Regions from separate parts of the Homo sapiens genome. Here region 2 is linked to region 1. A link is an interaction called in ENCODE POLR2A ChIA-PET data of the cell type or tissue named here. Cell type or tissue: A673. All regions are shown on one strand. Links, peaks and the distances in the headings refer to the core of each region. The heading gives the core; the rest is flanking DNA.

Region 1 (7,678 bases), core at 1,450-5,449:
TGGAGTCCCTGCTGGTCATCCCAGGACCGTGGGTACTCAGTTTTACTCACTGGTCCACATGGAGACACGCGTCCCCAAGTCTGTTCAAGGCCCTGCCGCCTCTCCTGTGTTGGAGACCTGGCACGCTACCCACTTCTGCCTGCCTGGTTTTGTCCTCCTCCCGAGCATGGCTGGAAGTCCCAAGGCCACGTGGCCGGACAGTCCAGCACATCCCTCCTCAGGTCACTTGAGTACAGGACAGGCAGAGGCCTTCCAGATACAAGGAGCTCTCCCTGGGGTTGGGACAACCTACTCAAAATCTGCACCGAGCAGACTCTCCCTGTTGATTTTTAAATAATTAATAGCTGTTTACTACATTCCTATGCCCTTGAAACGAAAACTCCAAGTTAGTGAATATTGCACTATATTGACTGATGCTGGTTCTCATGTTTAGGGTCTGACACCACCCATGACTCTAAGGGGAACCTGGAGGTCCTCTTTGTGAATAGAGCTCCTGTGAGGTCCATCCTGGCGGGGGAGCCCACCACCCCTCTTTGTGTGGGGCCAGCAGAAGCTCGGGGCTTACTACTGTCCTAGTCCCAGGAACAGACTCATTTTTCTGAAATATTTTCTTTTCTTTTCTTTTTTTTTTTTTTGAGATGGAGTTTCACTCTCGTTGCCCAGGCTGGAATGCAATGGCGCGATCTCGGCTCACTGCAATCTCCACCTCGCAGGTTCAAGAGATTCTCCTGCCTCAGCCTATGGAGTAGCTGGGATTACAGGCATGTACCACCACACCTGGCTAATTTTGTATTTTTAGTAGAGATGGGGTTTTTCCACGTTGGTCAGGCTGGTCTTGAACTCTCAACCTCAGGTGATCTGCCTGCCTCGGCCTCCCAAAGTGCTGGGATTACAGGCGTGATTTTTTTTTTTTTTAGACGGAATCTCACTCTGGCGCCCATGGAGTGCAGTAGCGCAATCTTGGCTCACTGCAACCTCCGCCTCCCAGGATCAAGCGATTCTTCCATGTCAGCCTCTGGCGTAGCTGGGATTACAGGTGTGCCCCACCACACCTGGCTAATTTTTCTATTTTTGGTAGAGACGGGGATTCACCATGTTGGTCAGGCTGGTCTCAAATTCCTGACCTCAAGTGATCTGCCCGCCTCAATCTCCCAAAGTGCTGCGATTACAGGTATAAGCCACCTCGCCCGGCCCTGAAATGTTATTTCCATGGGCGCACACACGCACACAAAGCCACAAAAAGCAAAGCACAATTCATTAAGTCCTTAATACTCTTGCTTAAAAATGGAATTTGATTAGCTGGGCGCAGTGGTTCATACCTGTAATCCCAGCACTTTGGGAGGCTGAGGCAGGTGGATCATGAGGTCAGGAGACCGAGACCATCCTGGCTAACACGGTGAAACCCCGTCTCTACTAAAAATAGAAAAAATTAGCCGGGCATGGTGGCGGGCGCATGTAGTCCCAGCTACTCAGGAGGCTGAGGCAGGAGAATGGCGTGAACCTGGGAGGTGGAGCTTGCAGTGAGCGGAGATCGCCCACTACCACTCTAGCCTGGGTGACAGAGCGAGACTCCATCTCCAAAAAAAAAAAAAAAAAAAGGAATTTGATCAAGCAGTAAAGCTCAAGCAAAATTAAATTAAATTAAATTAAATGGAGTCATGCACATGCCTGTAGTCCCAGCTACTTGGGAGGCTGAGGTGGGAGAATGCTTGAACCCAGGAGTTCAAGTCAAGCCAGGCAACACAGTGAAACCCTGTCTCTAAAACATAAATAAATAAAATAAAAATGGGACTTTGAGCTAACAGTCCTCATACTGCTTCTCAACCAGCATGTGTAGACAGGATCACATAAGTCACAGCTTTTCTCTAGCACTGAAAATACCTCATCTTCTTGTTAAGGTAAAGAAATGATATAGTCCCTCGGAGGCAGTAAGGGATGTTGGAAACCCCACTGTGTTGGGAGGCACAGCAGGGGACATGGAATTTGCAGAGCCTCTCCAGACCGGAGCACCCCTGACCTCCATGTGACCCTGAGTATGTTATTATCCTCTCTGACCCTCGCACTCTCTGTGTGTGAGATGGGGGCAACAGTACACCCCGGCTCAGCCTCCTGCTATGAGTACTCCGTGAAAGAATTTAACAAAAACACTGAGAACAGTGCCTGGCACCTACTGAATGCTCATTCAAAATTTAAAAACAAAACACCAGGAGACCTGAGCTCCATTTCTGGCAGCCACAACCAGTGCACAAGTCATGCACGGGGACTGGGCACAGGTGACACGCTACCTTATGGTGAGGCTCACACAGCCCCCACGGACCAGGCACCCAAAAGCCTGTCCTTCCTGTCCCCACACCCCCACGCCACCCTGCCTCTGGAGACAGCCGGGGGAGGCCTCCTGGTGACTGGTTCAAATGGCCCAGGACTCCACTACCCTGGCTGGGGGCACCAGCTGTCACTCCTCATTCTTCAGAGAGGCACAGAAGCCACAGAAGCCAAGCTCCCTCTCTCCATGGATGTGAGAGGCTGTGTGCAGAAGAGAAGCCACCTGCGTCCCTCAGGGCCACTTCAACAATGGAGCAGCCCATCCTGAGGTCTTCGGTGAACTCCCTGTTTATTTAAGCCAGACTGAGTTGGGTTTTCCAACACTAGTGGCTAAAATATCCTAACTGATATACTCTACAAATGTAAAATTCTTTACCAGAGGCTTAAAAACTGAGAGATTTTGAAGAGTGATTGCCCCTCAGGTCTCTGACCACTCTTAGAAACTCCAACAAACCAAAATTGTTACTTTACTCAACAAAGCAGATCCAAAAATAAGGTTATAAGAAGATGTGTGGGCTGGGCATGGTGGCTCAAGCCTGTAATCCCAGCACTTTGGGAGGCCGAGGCGGGTGGATCACCTGAGGTCAGGAGTTCGAGACCAGCGTAGACAACGTGGTGAAACCCCGTCTCTACTAAAAAATACAAAAATTAGTTGGGCGTGGAGGTGGACACCTATAATCCCAGCTACTCAGGAGGCTAAGACAGGAGAATTGCTTGAACCCAGCAGGCAGAGGTTGCCGTGAGCCAAGATTGCGCCATGGCACTCCAGCCTGGGCAACAGAGTGAGACTCCACCTAAAAAAAAAAAAAAAATGTAATGATTGCCCCTTATGAGATACAAAGTAACAATCAATGCACAAAAATTGGTATATCCTAGAGGTTCTCAAACTTGATTGCTTCAGAGGTACCTAGAGAGCTCTCCTGTTTCAGAAACTAACAAATGACTTCGACTCCAGGGAGACTATACAGCAGTCTTGAGGGAAACGGGTCACCTCGCTTGGAGGATGATGGAAGGCTCCATTATCTTTCTGAAGTCCAAGGAAAGACAATCGGGTTCAGAAAGGGAAGTACAACCAGGCAGCGCCAGATGCATGCTTGAACCTAGGTCAAAAAAGGATGAAAATACAAGCCATGCTCTAAAAGACTCCTCTGTCCCAGAAAATTGTCTGTCCATTCACAAACAACAATAATCAGAATCCAGGAGGCTCAAAGTTGCCCCAAGGTGGGAGAAGGAAAGCCTGCCTCCAAATAGCTCCAGGTAGAGTATGACCCAAACTTTTGGCCTCAGCTTGTGAGTAACCAAATGTCTTGGCCTTGGGCCTGAATTCCTAATCTGCACTTGAAGCCAAGGACTAAGCTAAACTCAAACCTAGATTCCAGTTACAGCCACCGCGGCTTAACTACTTACACAATAACCAAGGAATGGAACAGCAAAGTGGCCACAGCGCTGGAAATGCCTTCCAGGGCAGAGGACGCTATTACCTGCAGCTAGGAAGCCATGCCAGTTCAGGTGTGAGGCCAAGACACTGCTCCTGTTTTTGCTTCCTGCTTCCAAATCTGTCTTGTGCCAGGAAAGAGGAAAGCTATCTAGTAGCTACCTGCTCATGGCAAGATCCAAAAGTAGGCTGGGTGCAGTGGCTCACGCCCGCAATCCCATCATCGCTTTGGGAAGCCAAGGCAGGTGGATCATTTGAGGTCAGGAGTTTGAGACCAGCCTGGCCAACATGGCGAAACTCTGTCTCTACTAAAAATACAAAAATTAGCTGAGCGTGGTCAGGCACATATAATCCCAGCTACTCAGGAAGCTGAGACAAGAGAATCGCTTGAACCCGGGAGGCAGAGATTGCAGTGAGCCAAGATTGTGCCACTGCACTCCAACCTGGGTGACAGAGCGAGACTCCTTCTCAGTTTAAAAAAAAAAAAAATCCAAAGGTAAATGTCCACCATAGAAAGAATGTGCTCACAGAGCCCCGCTCACATGCTCTAAGTCTCAAATGCCACATGTGCCATCTTCTAAAAAACTTAAAAAGAGTCATTAGTGGTTTAAATGATGACAGATTGAATTGATCTGTATTGGCAAATAAAAGTGGGATATGTGTGTTTATGTAAAGTTCAGGTGCAATAAAAATTAGCGGATAACTCTTTTTTGTAGAATGAGAAAATAGCAAGCCTTCTCCAAGGAACTTGAACTCACTGTAAAAGGGGAAGCTACAGACACTGTTGGAACTTTGCCATTCTTGTTATTCTATTTTCCATCACCAAATGTTCAAAGGATACCCAAACATTAAAAGACTTACAACATGCTCTTAGCAAATGACCATATCAATTCACCCACCTTAGAGCAGTCCTATAAATCACAACATATGGGATAAGTATGAGTTAGCGAAAAAGTTTCCATTGAAGTTAATATAAACTGCTCAATTAAATTTTGCTCAAGTCCGGCCAGGCGTGGTGGCTCACGCCTGTAATCCCAGCACCTTGGGAGGCCGAGCGGGGTGGATCACGAGGTCAGGAGATGGAGACCATCCTGGCCAACATGGTGAAACCCCGTCTCTACTAAAATAAAAAAATTAGCTGGGCATGGTGGTGTACTCCTATAATCCCAGCTACTCAGGAGGCTGAGGCAGGGGAATCACTTGAACCTGGGAGGTGGAGGTAGCAGTGAGCCGAGATCGCGCCACTGCACTCCAGCCTGGCGACAGAGCGAGACTCCATATCAAAAACAAACAAACAAACAAACAAAAAACAAAACTTTTTGCTTAAGTCCTAACTATTCCTCTATAAAGTGCTTTCTTTCCAATTTGATGGAGTTAAATGTTATCTGAGGTCAGGTGTGGTGGCTCATACCTGTAATCCCAGCATTTTGGGAGGCTGAGGCAGGTGGATCACTTCAGCCCAGGAGTTGGAGACCACCCTGGGCAAGACTCCCGGCTCTACATTAAAAAGAAAAAATCTGAAGTCCAAGTTCCTTGGAGAAGGCTTGCTATTTTCTCATTCTACAAAAAAGAGTTATCCTCTAATTTTTATTGCACCTGAACTTTACATAAACACACATCCCACTTTTATTTGCCAATACAGATCAATTCAATCTGTCATCATTTAAACCACTAATGGATGATGTATAAGTCAAACAAAAGGGACAAGCATGAAAGTAGACTGCTTCTCTAACACCTGAACATTTTCCTTTTAATATACAAGCATTCTTGCACACAGTTCATAAAACTGCTAGGCTGCTGATTCAGTGTTCTGTTTAACAGATGAGTTTTAACTACTTAAAAAAAAAACAAACTCTGCTTTCTACAACTATCTGATCTTCGACAAACCTGACAAAAACAAGCAATGGGGAAAGGATTTCCTATTTAATAAATTGTGCTGGGAAAACTGGCTAGCCATATGCAGTAAACAGAAACTGGACTCCTTCCTTACACCTTATGCAAAAATTAACTCAAGATGGATTAAAGACTTAAATGTAAAACCCAAAACCATAAAAAACCTAAAAGAAAACCTAGGCAATACTATTCAGGACATAGGCATGGGCAAAGTCTTCATGACTAAACACCAAAAGCAATGGCAACAAAAGCCAAAACTGACAAATGGGATCTAACCTAAGAGCTTCTCCACAGCAAAAGAAACTCTTCAGAGTGAACAGGCAACCTACAGAACGGGGTAAAATTTTTGCAATCTACCCTTCTGACAAAGGTCTAATATCCAGAATATAGAAGGAACTTAAACAAATTTACAAGAAAAAAACAACCCCATCAAAAAGTGGCCAAAGGAAATGAACAGACACTTCTCAAAAGAAGACATTTATGCAGCCAACAACATATATTAAAAAAAAAGCTCATCATCACTGGTCATTAGAGAAATGCAAATCAAAACCACAATGAGATACCATCTCACATCAGTTAGAATGGTAATTATTAAAAAGCAAGGAAACAACAGATGCTGGAGAGGCTGTGGAGGAATAGGAACGCTTTTACACTGTTGGTGGGAGTGTAAATTAGTTCAACCATTGTGGAAGACAGTGTGGCGATTCCTCAAGGATCTAGAACCAGAAATAACATTTGACCCGGTGATCCCATTACTGGGTATATACCCAAAGGACTATAAATCATTCTACTATAAAGACACATAAACGTGTATGTTTATTGCAGCACTATTTACAATAGCAAAGACTTGGAACCAACCCAAATGCCCATCACGGATAGACTGAATAAAGAAAATGTGGTACAGATACACCATGGAATACTACGTAGCCATAAAAAAGAATGAGTTCATGTCCTTTGCAGGGACATGCATAAAGTGGGAAGCCATCATTCTCAGCAAACTAACACAAGAACAGAAAACCAAACACCGCATGTTCTCACTCATAAGTGGGAGTTGACAATGAGAACACATGGACACAGGGAGGGGAACATCACACACCTCACACATCGGGACCTGTCGGGGCGGGTGGGGGGCAAGAGGAGGGAGAGCATTAGGACAAATACCTAATGTATGTGGGGCTTAAAATCTAGATGACGGGTTGATAGGTGCAGCAAACCATCATGGCACATGTATACCCATGTAACAAACCAGAACGTTCTGCACATGTATCCCAGAACTTAAAGTAAAATAAAATTAAAAAACAAAAACAAAACAAAACAAAAACTTGGCCGGGTGCAGTGGCTCACGCCTGTAATCCCAGAACTTTGGGAGGCCGAGGCAGCTGGATCACCTGAAGGTCAGAAGTTCGAGACCAGCCTGGCCAACATGGTGAAACCCCCATCTCCACTAAAAACACAAAAAATTAGCTGGGCGTGTAATCCCAGCTACTCGGGAGGCTGAGGCAGGAGAATCGCTTGAATCCGGGAGGCAGAGGTTGCAGTGAGCCGAGATGGCGCCATTGCACTCCAGCCTGGGCAACAAGAGTGAAACTTCGTTTCAAAAACAGCAACAACAACAAGAACAACAACAAGAAGAACAAAAACTCTGCTTTTAAAAGTATTTTAAGTCCAGTGTGAAAAACCTAGAAGTCACAGCAAAGGCCGCTAAGAAACTTACCATTACTCATGACCCCTCTTACTACTGACCTTGAAAATCACTTGCCCTTCTCCAAGGCCCCGCCAGCTTCATGGGTCTCTTCCTGAACCTCCTCCCTAGTTCCAGGGCTTGGCCTAAGTCTCACAGAGCAGAAAGAAACGTGGCCACCCTTCCTCACGTGAGTCCTGTGCAAACATACAGCCCCACACAGAGCTCCTAACAATGGGGCATCAGTACCCAGGCACGATCGATGATTATGAACCCAACGCGATCAGAGACTCCCACATGGTGTGTGTGACTGCGCGCACAGGCGGGAGGAAAGGGGCGAATCTGCA
Region 2 (7,678 bases), core at 2,261-6,260, 350 kb before region 1:
TCCTGACAATTCAGGTCAGAGTCTCAAGTCCCCTGGGAGGGGCCCCAAGCAGCTGTGAGGCCTGGGTGCTCGGAGCCCACTGACCGCTAGCCTTGTGCTTGTCCCCAGCGGCAAGCCTGCACGAGCTGTGTGCTGCCAGAGTGTCAGAGGTCCTTCAAAACAGAGTGCACAGGACGGAGGAAGTGAAGCATGTGGACTTCTATGCTTTCTCCTACTATTACGACCTTGCAGCTGGTGTGGGCCTCATAGGTAAGGGGGCCCGGATGGGCTGAGCAGGAAGGTCGGGGCGGCAGGGGGCGGGGGTGGAGGGCGTGTGCTCCCCGAGGCAGAGGGCTGGTGGCAGGCAAGCAACCCTGTTGTCACATCCCTGCAGGAGGCCAGAAGCAGATTTGAGAAGGCGTCTCATCCTGAGTAGGAAAAGATCAGTTCTTTGAGCCCTTCAGTAAAACCTCGTGGCTGGTGACTTGCTGTTGATTCCAGTTCCTGCTGGAAGGCAGGTCCTGCCTTGCACTGGCCCACGTTGTCTCAGACTCAGCCACTCTGCCCTACCCTGCAGCCCTGGCTACAGGAGGCCTCCTGTGACCTGCAGGTGGCTGCCCTGTACCCATGGGAGGGATCAGCTCACTGAATGTGGAGTCTCTCTGACTCACCCTGCACAGCCCAGGAAGCCAGATTAGGGCGGAAAAAGGTATTCAGAGTTTGCTGAGGCTAGTGGTGGTCAGGCTGTGTGGGAACTCTGGAGGGGGTTGCAGAGTCACTATCATGGTGAGATCATCAGAATGTATGGCCTGTGGTACGGATAAGAACACTACTGTTTTAAATAAGCTGACACGGTGCCGGCTCTCTGGGCCCTGCAGCCTCCGGCGGGTCTCTGTGCTGACAAAGCTACCACTGACTGGGCCTGGGTGGAAGGTGGGTGGTCAAGGTGGAAGGCCACCAATAAACCACCCCTCAGTGTATTTTTCAAGAACTTTTTTTTTTTTTTTTTTACATTTAGGAAACTGATACCAGAATACTGTTGCTGAGCTCAGTTCTATGGCTTCAGGAAACATTTCAATTTCTCTACTTTTATTTTTCTTAACTTAAAATTTTACTCAATTTGGGGTCCTGGGTTCCTGGTGAGCTTTCTCGGGGGACACTGCAGGGTTGGGTTGTGGGGTGACCCTCTCAGCCCCCAAACCCACCCCACACCACATCACCCAGAAGCCGTCCTCAGAGCACGTGAGTGCCGCCTACAGCTGGAGGGCCTGCCTCAGAAGCCAGTCAGTGCCTTGGGGCTCTTGGGCTGGCGTTCCCCGTGCCAGCCTCACGTCTCAGTGGCATCGCCAACCTCACAGTGCTCCTGCAGACTGGGTGTTGTGTCTCCCACAGATGCGGAGAAGGGAGGCAGCCTGGTGGTGGGGGACTTCGAGATCGCAGCCAAGTACGGTGAGTGATGCTGCAGGGGCCATCTCAGCAGGGGCAGGCGCCCCGTGATGCTCGTGACGCAGGCGCTGGCCCTGACTCTCCTGGGTGTAGCCCCTCCTAAACAATGGCCACAGGCAGGGGCCTCGGCCCCAGCTGAGAAAGGACCACCGTCCTTGTCCCACCCTCATGGGGTCGTGAGGAACTGGGTCCCTCGATTCCACTTCCTCAGATGCCATTTTACTGCTACTAGGGTAACCCCAAGAGTGATTTCCCCTGGGATGTCCCAGTAAGTTCATGATTGTCACACAACCCTTAAGAAGCCAAGGCCCTACAGAATGGAGCCTGGGATGTGGGGTGGAGGGCTGTCCCCGGGGTCGCAGGTGACCAGCCCAGCAGACCCTGTGCCACACACTATGCCTCTCCACTGTCTCCTTCACGCCTGGCCCAGCAGCCAAGCCTTGGTGAACATGTCCTGCTCTTGGTTGCCCTTCCCAATGTGTGGGTCCAAAGAGCTCAAATTTGTACATCTTTCCAGAAAAAGTACTACCCTTCCCCTCCCCCAAAAGTGGCTTTTTTAAAGCTTTTGTGTCATTTTCCCATTTGTGCCCATGGACACTGGGTATCCACAACTACAGCAGGAAAAGGCTTTGAGCAGAATCCCAGGACAGCTCTTGGTGGATTTGTCCTTCCTCAAGAGCAGGAGTGGATTGTTCTGAGCTGGCTTTGGTGTTTTCTTTCCCCAGAAAGCTTAGGTTTTATGCAGCTTGACACCTGGGAGAGGTGTCCAGGGTCTTAGATGTAGAAATGTGGCTTGGGAGACATTGGCCCATGACCCTAACACCAGGCGTGCAAATCCCCTTGGAGCCCAGACCCAGTGGCAGCCGGGGTTGCCGCCCACCTGCCTGTGCTGTGCACTGGGTGCCTTCTGCGCTCAGCTGCGGCCTTGTCTGTGAATCCGGAGTGCGGAGCCAGCGGGTGCCTGTAGTGGGTGGAATTGGGGTCTGCACTTGCCCCTCCGCCCCCAGGTGGGAGTCACCTGGAGCGTGAAGGGACGTGTCTCATCCCCAGTGTGTCGGACCCTGGAGACACAGCCGCAGAGCAGCCCCTTCTCATGCATGGACCTCACCTACGTCAGCCTGCTACTCCAGGAGTTCGGCTTTCCCAGGAGCAAAGTGCTGAAGGTAAGGGTGCCCTCAGGTCACGCCCCAGCCCCTTTATGGAGTGAGGGGCCTAGAACCACTTCTCCAGTTGCTGGGGTCATGTCCCCCAGCCCATCCCTGGCTTCCAAGGAGCCACAGCCTCCTGATGCACAAGGCTTTCCTGTCTGTGTGATGGTCCCCTCTCCCTCTCTGTCTTTTCAAGCTCACTCGGAAAATTGACAATGTTGAGACCAGCTGGGCTCTGGGGGCCATTTTTCATTACATCGACTCCCTGAACAGACAGAAGAGTCCAGCCTCATAGTGGCCGAGCCATCCCTGTCCCCGTCAGCAGTGTCTGTGTGTCTGCATAAACCCTCCTGTCCTGGACGTGACTTCATCCTGAGGAGCCACAGCACAGGCCGTGCTGGCACTTTCTGCACACTGGCTCTGGGACTTGCAGAAGGCCTGGTGCTGCCCTGGCATCAGCCTCTTCCAGTCACATCTGGCCAGAGGGCTGTCTGGACCTGGGCCCTGCTCAATGCCACCTGTCTGCCTGGGCTCCAAGTGGGCAGGACCAGGACAGAACCACAGGCACACACTGAGGGGGCAGTGTGGCTCCCTGCCTGTCCCATCCCCATGCCCCGTCCGCGGGGCTGTGGCTGCTGCTGTGCATGTCCCTGCGATGGGAGTCTTGTCTCCCAGCCTGTCAGTTTCCTCCCCAGGGCAGAGCTCCCCTTCCTGCAAGAGTCTGGGAGGCGGTGCAGGCTGTCCTGGCTGCTCTGGGGAAGCCGAGGGACAGCCATAACACCCCCGGGACAGTAGGTCTGGGCGGCACCACTGGGAACTCTGGACTTGAGTGTGTTTGCCTCTTCCTTGGGTATGAATGTGTGAGTTCACCCAGAGGCCTGCTCTCCTCACACATTGTGTGGTTTGGGGTTAATGATGGAGGGAGACACCTCCTCATAGACGGCAGGTGCCCACCTTTCAGGGAGTCTCCCAGCATGGGCGGATGCCGGGCATGAGCTGCTGTAAACTATTTGTGGCTGTGCTGCTTGAGTGACGTCTCTGTCGTGTGGGTGCCAAGTGCTTGTGTAGAAACTGTGTTCTGAGCCCCCTTTTCTGGACACCAACTGTGTCCTGTGAATGTATCGCTACTGTGAGCTGTTCCCGCCTAGCCAGGGCCATGTCTTAGGTGCAGCTGTGCCACGGGTCAGCTGAGCCACAGTCCCAGAACCAAGCTCTCGGTGTCTCGGGCCACCATCCGCCCACCTCGGGCTGACCCCACCTCCTCCATGGACAGTGTGAGCCCCGGGCCGTGCATCCTGCTCAGTGTGGCGTCAGTGTCGGGGCTGAGCCCCTTGAGCTGCTTCAGTGAATGTACAGTGCCCGGCACGAGCTGAACCTCATGTGTTCCACTCCCAATAAAAGGTTGACAGGGGCTTCTCCTTCTCTGGGATTCCTCTCGTTGAGCGACAGTAGCATTTGCCCACCTGGCACCTGAGATCCCTGTTTACTAAACCTTAGAAAAGCTGCCAAAGGGGGTGGCGTATTTCCAGTCCTGTCGACATCCCTCTCGAGGACACAGCAGTGGAGGGCCCCTGGGGGCTGGGGCTGGTGAAGGGTCTGGCTGGTGGCCCCGGCCCTCCCAGCGTCTGTTGAGCACAGCTCCTCCTGTGCCAGGCCAGCAGCCCACAGCACGGCCAGGTGAGGCCTGGGCACATAACCTCGAGTGAGCTGCAAGTCCCCATGTCATTCTGTTCAGCAAGGATCTGGTTTTGGTCTGGAAGCGTCCCAAAGGTGTCGCATGCCAGGGAAACTGCAGACCAGCCCACATCCCGAGTGCTTGTGCCTGAAGCCCCCCCCAACCAACTGTCACAGGAGGACAGGATCTGGCCCTAGGGCCTCCCAGGGCTGCAGCGAATGCTGATGGAGCCACGTGGTGGAGGCCTGCACAGAGCAGGAAAGGACAAAAGACAAAAAGAGGAACAGTTTCCTCCCTCCCGCCTGGGCTGGGTCCCCACCAGCGCCTTTACTTCCATAATATCCACCAGCTTAAATATTTAAAGAACTCCGGAGGCTGAGAATCAGACGCATGAAGGTAAAGCCAAAATCAATTTGGTCCATTTAAAGAAGGTCGGTGACCTCATGCCTGAAAAAGGCAAACAACTGGAAGTTTTCCAAAAGTGCACCAAATAAGTCATGGAATATTTCTGGGCCCGGCAAAGTATGCAAGTCATTTCTCTCTGAGTGTCTTTTGTGATAATGAAGTAGGCTCTCATTTGTCAAAAATAGCTACACGTGCACATCGTAAAAGAAGCAAACTAGGGTTGCTTGAAAATTCTGTTCCCTCAGGATGTGTGCATTGACAAGCTCAGACAGGTCTCACACGCCCCACATGCCACCCCAGCCCGCGTACCCCACATCACTTAGCACCCATTGCTGCCCACTGAGCTGCCTCAGTCCTGCAGTCCCCGTGTTTGGATGGCAGGATCCCAGGGCAGTGAGTTTCAGGGCATAAGCAGACGTTGCCACGTTGCCTTCAATCCTACTGGACAAGCATCGGTGCTGGCCTCCCCCATGTCCTAACAGCTACAGCCAGTTTAATCTTTGCCATTCTGGCAGATTTAAAAAAATGATAACTGGTAGTTTTAATATGCATGGATCTAATTCATCGGGTATATCTAAGTTGTATTTCCGTGAAACATCTGTTCATATCCCTTGCCGATTTTCTATAAGATTGTCATCATTTTTTTGTTAATTGTAGATCTTTATTTATTAAGGAAATTATCCCATTATGATAGAACGTGTCCAAAAATTTATCTTTTTGTGACTTCTAGGTTTCATGTCATAATTAGGAAGGCTTCTCCACAGAGATAGTTTTAAAAGTTAACCAAAAGGTATTTTTATATTTTAGTTTCTTAACTTTTGTTAAGAAACTAAACGTGCCTGGCCTTGTTTTTTAATTAATTAATTACTTTATTTATTTATTTTTGAGATAGAATCTCCCTTTGTCACCCAGGCTGGAGTGCAGTGGTGCAATCTGGGCTCACTGCAGCCTCCACCTCCCAGGTTCAAGCAGTTGTCCTGCATCATCCTCCTGAGTAGCTGGGATTACAGGCACCCGCTACTGTGCCCGGCTGATTTTTGTATCTTTAGTAGAGATGGGGTTTTGCCATCTTGGCCAGGCTGGTTTTGAACTCCTGACCAGGTGATCTGCCCATCTGGGCCTCCCAAAGTGCTAGGATTACAGGTATGAGCCACCATGCCCTACCTTAACATTTTTAAATACGTTCAGGCACAACAAATCATTGTTGCAGGGTGAATTTTATTTTTAGAACCATTTCAGAGTCATCAGAAGGCAAATGTGGCCAGGCATGGTGGCTCACGCCTGTAATCCCAACACTTTGGAGACCGAGGCAAGTGGATCACTTGAGGTCAGGAGTACGAGACCACCCTGGCCAACATGGCGAAACCCCGTCTCTAATAAACATACCAAAAAAAGAAAGAAAAAAAAAGCCGGGCATAGTGGTAGGCTTCTATAATCCCAGCTACTAGGGAGGCTGAGGTACGAGAGTTGCTTGAACCCAGGAGGCAGAGGTTGCAGTGAGCCGAGATCGCGCCACTGCACTCCAGCCTGGGCAACAGTGAGACTCCATCTCATTAAAAAAAAAAAAGGTAAATGTGATATTCAGACTAGGGTAATACCATTTTTGGATAAAATCAAGGATGATGGCCGGGTGTGGTGGCTCATGCCTGTAATCCCAGCACTTTGGGAGGCTGAGGCGGGTGGATCACGAGGTCAGGAGTTCGAGACCAGCCCTACCAACATGGTGAAACCTCGTCTCTACTAAAAATACAAAAAATTAGCTGGGCCTGGTGGTGCATGCCTGTAGTCCCAGCTACTCCAGAGGCTGAGGCAGGAGAATCACTTGAACCCGGGAGGTGAAGGTTGCAGTGAGCAGAGATCGCACCACTGCACTCCAGCCTGGGTGACAGAGCAAGACTGAGACTCCATCTCAAAAAATCAAGGATGATGAGAGAAATGAGGCAGTTCCAGGAAGGAGCTCTCAGGAGTGTGCAGGTCGCAGCCATCAGTGGCAGAGTCCCCAGGCAAGGTCTTTGAGGAGCCACACTTGGCGTGCAGTCTCTGTTAGAGGTGTTTAATACGACCTGTGTGGAGGCCATGAGATGTGGGGCATGTTTGAAACAACTGGGGCTGTTCATCCTGCAACAAGGAGCTTTTGGCTGGACAGCAATATAACAGGTGTCTTCACTATTACTGAAGGATTGTCAGACGCTGGCTTTTGCCGGGTGGCTCCAGAGGCGGTGGAAGTTATGGGGACACCGCTGTCAGGTTTCTCACTCAAGCATTGCTCACTCGCGCGATGAACGATGTCCAGGGCTGAGGCGGGCTTGTCCTTGGCATGTGCCCCTTCACCTGCGGGCATCGGGGTGCTTGAGAAAGGAGCCTGCGTGATCAGGTTCTTCCAGTGTCTTCACACTCATCAGATTCTTGGATTCGGCTTGAAAATGATTTTGAAAATCATGGTCAGGTAAGCATACTTACCTCTTTCTTCCTTAATTGTAAATGAATAACGGTAGTCGTGTTTATGGAGTGCTTGCTGTGTGTCAGGCATGATGCGGACTGGACTGTGCGTTGTGTGGTCAGAGATTGAATCCTCAGCCTCAAAGTAGGTACCGTGCATCTCCGCCCTGCCGCCGAGAGAGAAGCAGGCCTGCAGGAGCTTGGGGACTTACCTGGACCCACTCAGATGCGGTTCTGCAGGCTTCCTACACCCAAACAGTGGGCTGCCTTACCTCCCAAAGTGGCAAGTGTTTCCAGAGGAATGTTTACTGATCACATCAGGCCGTGTGCTCATTATCAAAGGCAGGTCTCTCCACTGAAGAATCAGCCATCTCCATAACAGTGTGCTTGTAATGCTTACAAAAATAGTTACACAGTTGAGAGAAATAATAATTCCCTCTAGGCCTCACTGCTGCTTTATCATTTTGACAGCCTCTGATTATTTTCCTGTTATTGATTCAGTGGATAAAGGTTTCCGTTTAAGAGCTTAAGTGCAGCCTTGTGAATCTTAGTACCTGCCACATGATTTACATAGTTCAGAAGCAGA

What was found. ChIA-PET counts read pairs that join two places held together with the same protein. Peaks named below come from ENCODE experiments on the same cell type or tissue, not always from the same donor. Only the 100,000 strongest peaks of a DNase experiment are listed, where the experiment ranks them.
Region 2: POLR2A ChIA-PET joins it to region 1 with 5 read pairs; 1 of 35 experiments calls an interaction of 5 or more read pairs at or near these places.

What each region holds. Positions count from the first base shown.
Region 1 is chr20:25,577,215-25,584,892 of GRCh38, forward strand. The region is part of intron 1 of NINL (ninein like); the gene reads right to left. Among named protein-coding and RNA genes, the nearest start is that of NINL, 4.5 kb to the right of the region's middle. RefSeq lists a silencer at 1,899-2,193. In A673, for the core only: no CTCF peak of the experiment used is centred there; no DNase peak of the experiment used is centred there; H3K27ac peaks cover 823 bases.
Region 2 is chr20:25,222,730-25,230,407 of GRCh38, forward strand. ENTPD6 (ectonucleoside triphosphate diphosphohydrolase 6) reads left to right here. Exons shown (of 15, transcript NM_001247.5): 12 at 109-249; 13 at 1,372-1,428; 14 at 2,476-2,588; 15 at 2,770-5,346. The coding sequence ends at 2,868. It overlaps LOC105372579 (a long non-coding RNA gene), which reads right to left. Exons shown (of 3, transcript XR_001754564.3): 3 at 6,556-7,069. Among named protein-coding and RNA genes, the nearest start is that of PYGB, 22 kb to the right of the region's middle. RefSeq lists enhancers at 1-361, 362-1,123, 7,545-7,624 and a silencer at 1,174-1,355. In A673, for the core only: no CTCF peak of the experiment used is centred there; a DNase peak (open chromatin) is centred at 4,752.